Regions from separate parts of the Homo sapiens genome. Here region 2 is linked to region 1. A link is an interaction called in ENCODE POLR2A ChIA-PET data of the cell type or tissue named here. Cell type or tissue: Caco-2. All regions are shown on one strand.

Region 1 (4,000 bases):
TTATGACAGCGTGGGCAATAAAAAGTGCCTAATTGGTTGTTGTCCAGCCGAGGCTGCTCCCCATTTCCCTTGGCAGGGGTGGGAAACCGGCTGAGTCAGTTTCACTTTTGCTATTGCCCAGTTTCCCCATGGTTGCTGGGCACTAGCGGAAGCAGGGCACCCCGTGGGAATCAGGAGCTTGTCCCTGATGCTGCCTTTGAGGTGAGCATACCCCAAAAGGCAGAGGACCCCTAGAAAGCACCAGAACGTTAGGCTACAACTGCCCCCTCCCTGTGGAAAGAGGATAACTGGCAGGCTTCTCTCCAAATGTCCAGGGCCAACCCCACTGGCCTCTGAAGGAGTTGGGAGGAGGCACAGAGGACACCCTTTCCCCGGGCCTTGGTGGTGAAGCCTCTTCTGTAGCAGAGGGCAGAGGTGGAGACATGGGCTCTAGAGCCAGGTGCCTGGCTGGAATCCTGACTGTGAAGCCAGTGGTGTGATCTTGAGCAAGTTACTTAAGCTCACTATGCCTCAGTTTTCTCATCTGCAAAGTGGGGCTGATTATAGGACCTATCTCATAGGGAAAATGGGCTTGAATGAGTCAACGCATGTAAAGAGCTTGGAGCAGTGCCTGGCATGCAGTAGGTACTCAATAAATGGTAGCCATGAGCAGTAGCTCAGCCTGGCAGTGGGCATGGGGAGATGGGATGCAAGTCAGAATCTGGACATGGCGGGGATGCGGGTGGGTGAGTGAGATGACTTTTGAACAGAGATCCTGGGCTTCCCAATGTCTGCTCATCTGGCAGTGAGATCCCAGTAGGCCAGGAGGGTCAGTGAGAGTTTGGCCTGGGTTCTCTCCTGAGCAGCTGCATCCCACTCAAGCCCTTCCACCATAGAGCTCTCCCTCCCACCGCCCACCTTACCTCTCCCCACCTTCAGCATGAAGGCCACTCTCTCCTTCTCATGTCTTTCCAGGAAGGGTGGAGCCAGGCTCCTCACCTTCCTGGCAAACATGCTGGCGTCCCCCCACCCAGGTCACATCCTCTCTCCTAGGAACCTGTGAACAAACTGTTCTTTCTGCTGGGGACACCCTGCTCCCTTTGCAGCTCTCGCCTCTTCCTCCTTCCCAAGCCAGTCTGGTGCTCCTCTTCTCTAATGGGACGTTCCCAGGCACAGTATCATCCCTGCCCTGAGTCCTACCCAGTGCCGGCAATCTGGCCCCTTTCTCAATGCCCAGGTCCTGGACGAGTGCACAGTCTCCCCCATCAGACTAAGAAGTTAAGCACTGTGTTTTACCCCAGAATCCACTGGACCGTGCAGTCCATCCATGAGCCTCCAGGCCTCAGCCACTGTTATGCCTTTCCCTTTCCTTGGGTTTCCCATTTTGATCCAGGAAAGCAGCATAGTCACTGGGCTGCCTGCCACCTCCAATGCACCTGGGGGCTTGGCAGACAGACAGCCACCTGTCTCGGGAGGCTCAGGTGGATACTAATAGGCAGTGGAGGCCAAGGGCCTCCCCACCAGAGACCCCCAGAAGCCCCTCCAGCATTGAAGCTGGAAACAGACCATTCAGTTACAGAGTCCAATCCCACCCAAGCAGAGACTGATGCCGGAGGAGGTCCCAGGAAGACCCCCATTTAGCTGCTGCCCTTCTTGGAAACCTTTTGCTTCGACCTTGCCACTTCACTGTGGTCTCTTGAGGGGAGAGATGCTTATGAGTGGGAGTTGGAGTGGGAAGAACTCTGCTTGGCTCCTGGGGGGCAGCAGAGATTTATGGGACTGGATTTTTACAGGCTAGGGAGAGGCCCCAGGCAGGAGCTATGGAGCCCAACAGAGGAGCAAAGGCATAAAATCTCCGGACATGAAAGTCCCAGCGGCAGGCCCCCCCAGGCCTGTGGGTGGTGAGAGATTTACAGCTCTTGCACAAGGCCTGCAGGGGCCTGGGGAGCTGCAAGGACACTTCAGAGCCAGAATAACTCCCCGCCAAGGCCTTCACCTTTCTCCTCTAGGAAAAAAAAAAATACCAATAGAACAGGTTGGAGCTGCCAAGAAGATGGTTATCGCTGCTGGGACCCCGCCCCACCTGGAGACGAGGTGGCTCCCAACTTCCTCCCCCTCCCCGAGCTCTCCTCTCTGCCCCCAGGTCAGGGAGAGGTGCCTAGGGCAAGGCGAGGGGAGAGTGGAGGTGGGGCAACTTCCAGAAGGGGCCTCCCCCTGGAGAAAGTGGGGCTCGGGCTTTCACTGTTCCTTTGCCCAGACAAGGAATGCACAGCAGTGGCCAGAACCCCTGACAAGCCCAGGGGCCTGGAAGGGGGCAGTGAGTGGGTTCTGCCAGCTCCAATATTTAGGGAATGCTTTCACAATGTGCATGTGGGTAGGAGTCTTACCTGACGGGGTACAAGGATAGGAAAATAAAGACGGAAAAACAGAACGTCCCTTGTGCTTAGCAGCCATCTCTCATCTCAGTCAATGAGCTAAAAAGCTGAGACAGGAATTTCTCAAATGGAAAGTGCCCGGCCCCAGCCCCATGCCCTCTGCCCTTGCTCCACCAAACCCAGCTGCCAGTTTTCTCTAGGGCCAGACCCCAGCTCCTTCCCTACCCACCGAAAGGAAGGGCGGTAGCCCTGTGCCTACTGGGGACAGCTCATCTGGTTGAAGGGTGTTTCTGCCGCTTCTGGACTCTGTGCCCCATCACCTTGGTCCCCCACCTGCACGGAGAAGCCCAGACCCTCAGCAGGGTGGGGGTGGGGTGCATTGCTAACCACTTAAAAGGACCAGGCAAGCACCCTGAGAACAGGTGAGGAGCCAGAGCCTTTGAACTGGGAGGGGCAGGTGCTGCTGCTGAAAGACGGAAATCCTGGGCCAGGGCTTGCAGCACCACGGAGAGGGGTGGGCAGGAAGGCCCATAAAAAGCTGGACCTTCCCCTTCCCACCCCTCAGTCCAGTCCCTCAAGACCAGAGCTGGCGCTGAGACAGCCAACTGAGTAATGTCTCAGGTGCTCAGCCAGGGGGCACAGACTTGTCCCTTACCAGGCCCCACCCTGAGTGCTCGGTCCCCACCCCCCAGGGACAGGCCAGGGGAACAGTGTGGAGAGAGGACTGAGGCACTGCTGCCCAAGAGGCAAGAGGTTGAGTGGGGAGAGCCTCAGGAGGGGTGTGGGGGAAGCAGCTGTATCATCCTTTTCCCTGCTGATTGGCAGGCTGGGAAGGGAAGGAAGAGACAGGTCAGTGCCCCAGAAAGGAAGGGGAGGAAGTTAATGAGGAAAGGTGGCTTTGCTCCCCTGTCCCCTGCCCCCTCTGCCACTAGCTTCTGACTCCAGGCTCCAGGAGTGGGCCGGGCTGGTCAGGACCTGCCTCCAGCCTGCCTTCCTCCCGAGCAGGTCGGGAAAATTACTCTCCTGGTACTGCTTTTTATTTTTTGAAGCCAGATCAAAGGTGGGACCCAGCTGGGAGCCATAGTAAAATCTCAGCAATGTGGAGCCTTGGAGTTTCAGAGGTGAAACCAGGAGCTTGGGGAGGGACCATCTCAGGCCCAGGCTGCATGGGTCAGAGGCCAGAGTGGGAGTGGAGAAGAAGAGTCAGGAGTGGAGCTGGTGGGTGGGGCCCTGCGAGAAGAACCAGCTGCTTGAAAAAGGCAGGCAAGTCTATGGTTACCTTGGTGTGCACGGCGGCTCATTCAATGCAGGGACCCACCCACGCAGAACCCCCTCACACCCCAGCATCCAAGCCTTTCAGAAACTTCTCTCCAGGCCTGTGTTCATATTGTCCCCATTGCCTCACTGCCCCATTGGTCACCTGCTCCAGTGCATCACTTTATTTATTTATTTTTGAGACTGAGTCTCGCTCTGTCGACCAGGCTGGAGTGCAATGGCGCAATCTCCGCTGACTGTAACCTCCGCCTCCTGGGTTCAAGCGATTCTCTTGCTTCAGCCTCCGGAGTAGCTGGGACTACAGGTGCGTACCACGACGCCCAGCTAATTTTTTGTATTTTTAGTAGAGACGGGGTTACACTGTGTTAGTC
Region 2 (4,000 bases), 140 kb before region 1:
ACTCTCCTCTCCTACCCAACCAGTATCCTGTTCCCAGCCGCTTCTACCCCGACCTTCCTGGCCAGGCGAAGGATGTGGTTCCCCAGGCTTACTGGCTGGGGGCCCCCCGGGACCACAGCTATGAGGCTGAGTTTCGAGCAGTCAGCATGAAGCCTGCATTCTTGCCCTCTGCCCCTGGGCCCACCATGTCCTACTACCGAGGCCAGGAGGTCCTGGCACCTGGAGCTGGCTGGCCTGTGGCACCCCAGTACCCTCCCAAGATGGGCCCGGCCAGCTGGTTCCGCCCTATGCGGACTCTGCCCATGGAACCCGGCCCTGGAGGCTCAGAGGGACGGGGACCAGAGGACCAGGGTCCCCCCTTGGTGTGGACTGAGATTGCCCCCATCCGGCCGGAATCCAGTGATTCAGGACTGGGCGAAGGAGACTCTAAGAGGAGGCGCGTGTCCCCCTATCCTTCCAGTGGTGACAGCTCCTCCCCTGCTGGGGCCCCTTCTCCTTTTGATAAGGAAGCTGAAGGACAGTTTTATAACTATTTTCCCAACTGAGCAGATGACATGATGAAAGGAACAGAAACAGTGTTATTAGGTTGGAGGACACCGACTAATTTGGGAAACGGATGAAGGACTGAGAAGGCCCCCGCTCCCTCTGGCCCTTCTCTGTTTAGTAGTTGGTTGGGGAAGTGGGGCTCAAGAAGGATTTTGGGGTTCACCAGATGCTTCCTGGCCCACGATGAAACCTGAGAGGGGTGTCCCCTTGCCCCATCCTCTGCCCTAACTACAGTCGTTTACCTGGTGCTGCGTCTTGCTTTTGGTTTCCAGCTGGAGAAAAGAAGACAAGAAAGTCTTGGGCATGAAGGAGCTTTTTGCATCTAGTGGGTGGGAGGGGTCAGGTGTGGGACATGGGAGCAGGAGACTCCACTTTCTTCCTTTGTACAGTAACTTTCAACCTTTTCGTTGGCATGTGTGTTAATCCCTGATCCAAAAAGAACAAATACACGTATGTTATAACCATCAGCCCGCCAGGGTCAGGGAAAGGACTCACCTGACTTTGGACAGCTGGCCTGGGCTCCCCCTGCTCAAACACAGTGGGGATCAGAGAAAAGGGGCTGGAAAGGGGGGAATGGCCCACATCTCAAGAAGCAAGATATTGTTTGTGGTGGTTGTGTGTGGGTGTGTGTTTTTTCTTTTTCTTTCTTTTTATTTTTTTTGAATGGGGGAGGCTATTTATTGTACTGAGAGTGGTGTCTGGATATATTCCTTTTGTCTTCATCACTTTCTGAAAATAAACATAAAACTGTTGAATGTGCCTGCCTCAGTGCCAGCATGGGGGGACATGGATGGGGACTCAGTTGGGGTTGTACCCAAGCTGGTGTACCCAAGGTGTTCTGTCAGCTTTCATTTATGGGGAACCTGCTAAGACCCTGAAATGACTCCAGCTGAGTTACAGCAAGGCCACATGTCCTACCTTCAGCACTCAGGGGGTTGGTTGATGCTACCTCTTAAGGCATCTTGGGACGGACAGAGAAGAATCCCTTGCCCTGTGTGCACCCTGACATTGAAAGGAGGGGTGTGAGGGCAAGGCCAAGGGCTGGACTGGGAGCGGGGGTGCAGGGCGCTGTGAGGCGGTGGCACTTGATTTTTCTTTGCATTTCTAGCAGCCCTCCACCTTTATCTCTAGGGTTATTCAAGGATTAAAGAAATAAATATAAAATGAGCCATGTGAAATTACCATTTTTGTAGGTCGAAAAGCCAAATATTAGCAATTTTATGTGACTCAAGCTAATACATGTAAAGGGTTTAAGAACATTGCCTGACAAACAGTAAGCACTCACTGTGTAAGCTACTGTTACCAACAGTTTCTAGCTGTTTCTGTCTGTCTTTTTATACACACTGAATTGTGTTTGTAAAATAATACATACTTTTTTTTTTTTTTTTTGAGACAGAGTTTTGCTCTTGTTGCCCAGGCTGGAATGCAATGGTGCGATCTCAGCTCACTGAAACCTTCGCCTCCCAGGTTCAAGTGATTCTCCTGCCTCACCCTCCTGAGTAGCTGGGATTACAGATGTGCACCACCATGCCTGGCTAATTTTTGTATTTTTAGTAGAGACGGTGTTTCGCCATATTGGCCAGGCTGGTCTCGAACTCCTGACGTCAGGTGATCTACCCACCTTGGCTTCCCAAAGTGCTGGGATTACAGGCGTGCGTCACCACACTCAGCCTATACATGCTTCTTTTAAATAATTCAAGCAAGGAAGAAAAGTATAAAGACAACAATAAATTATCTCAAATCTTACCCATCAAGAATTATCATTAACATTAGGTGGGTTAGACAGAAATAGTTTTATAAATTGGAACCATACTGAAAAGGCTTTTTCTTAATGAAAATGGTTAAATTTTAGCTTATAGAATTTAGTCACACACACACACACACACACACACACACACATCAAGACAAGCAAAACCTCTCAAACTCTCAAGTGAAATGAAGGGAGTTGCTAAACTTAAGATAAATTTTTCTTCACTACAAGAAATATTTTCTTGGTTTTTTTTTTTTTTGAGACAGAGTCTCGCTCTGTTGCCCAGGCTGGAGTGCAGTGGCACGATCTCAGCTCACTGCAACCTCCACCTCCTGGGTTCAAGCAGTTCTCCTGCCTCAGCCTCCCGAGTAGCTGAGACTACAGGCGTGTGCCACCACGCCCGGCTTTTTTTGTGTTTTTGGTAGAGACGGGGTTTTCACCATATTAGCCAGGATGGTCTCGATCTCTTGACCTCGTGATCTGTCTGCCTCGGCCTCCCAAAGTGCTAGGATTATAGGCGTGAGCCACCGTGCCCAGGCAAGAAATAGTTTCTAAAAGAACACTCTCAGGCTAAGACAGGTGCTTATAGGAAACATTAAGAAGTTAGAGTTACTATGTTGCCCCACCACAGTCCAGGGTGCACCCCATTCTAATGGGGAAACATCATCATGGGCTTTGGGTAGTTCTCCCAGTTCTGTTTAAGGTCTGGAAAACCTGTTTTTTTTTTTTTTTTTTTTTTGGTCACAGTTCACATCCCATCCTTTTTTGCTCTCTACTCAGAGGCACCTTCTAGTTAGAAGGAAAAAATACGGTGGCATACTTGGCTCCCTTTCCTTTGAATTTGGAATCTCATAATTTTGTAAATGACAGGAGATCTGCCACATTGTGCTCTGTGAGTTCAGATTATTTGTCCCCCTACTCCTACCCCGTGGCTGTCACTTTCTAAAGTTAATGGGTTGGGTCTATTTCCTTTCTTGGAGGAACTGTGGTTGATAATTATAATACTCTTTTCGCTCACCATTTAAAAATGATTTTTGCTCCCTTCATTAGATATGAAGTTAAGTGACTTGTGATCAAGCCATACTTTACCATCTTTTCTAGAAGTCTGACTGCATGTTTTGATGTGGTGTTATTTGACTCATAAAGGTTCATTACTATTATTTCTTCACTATTAGATGTACCTTTTACTGTATATACTGTGTATATATACACATACCACATATATCTATAATATATATAACCTAAATACCACACAACTCAAGATATTTCTTCAAGATTTAAACACCAATAATATCACAACTATATTTCCTCCATCTAATCTCCTGCCTTTCCCTCATAGATAACCAGTATCTTTAATTTTGTGTTTTGCTTTTCTTGCCTTTTATTTGTTATATTTTTTATTTTTATTTTTGTAGAGATAGGGTCTTGCTATGTTGCCCAGGCTGGTCTTGAACTCTTGGGCTCAAGAGATCCTCCCACCTTGGCCTTCCAAAGTGCTGAGATTACAGTCATGAGCCATTGCATCCAGCCCCTTTCTTGCTTCTTAAAATTAAGTGTTAACACTTTATGTAAGTCTAACTACTATGCTATGTAGTTTTACTTGTTTTTAACTTTATAAAATAATATATATGTGTGTGTGTGTATGTATACATACACACATATATGTTTTGATTTTTGACTCAACACTGTTTTTAAGATTCATCC

What was found. ChIA-PET counts read pairs that join two places held together with the same protein. Peaks named below come from ENCODE experiments on the same cell type or tissue, not always from the same donor. Only the 100,000 strongest peaks of a DNase experiment are listed, where the experiment ranks them.
Region 2: POLR2A ChIA-PET joins it to region 1 with 7 read pairs; 7 of 35 experiments call an interaction of 5 or more read pairs at or near these places.

What each region holds. Positions count from the first base shown.
Region 1 is chr17:47,882,364-47,886,363 of GRCh38, forward strand. No RefSeq gene overlaps it. Among named protein-coding and RNA genes, the nearest start is that of SP2-DT, 11 kb to the right of the region's middle. RefSeq lists an enhancer at 3,312-3,845. In Caco-2, no CTCF peak of the experiment used is centred here; DNase peaks (open chromatin) are centred at 1,988, 2,928, 3,508 and 3,850; H3K4me3 peaks cover 629 bases.
Region 2 is chr17:47,744,822-47,748,821 of GRCh38, forward strand. It overlaps TBX21 (T-box transcription factor 21), which reads left to right. Exons shown (of 6, transcript NM_013351.2): 6 at 1-1,301. The coding sequence ends at 545. Among named protein-coding and RNA genes, the nearest start is that of TBX21, 14 kb to the left of the region's middle. In Caco-2, no CTCF peak of the experiment used is centred here; a DNase peak (open chromatin) is centred at 140; H3K27me3 peaks cover 43 bases.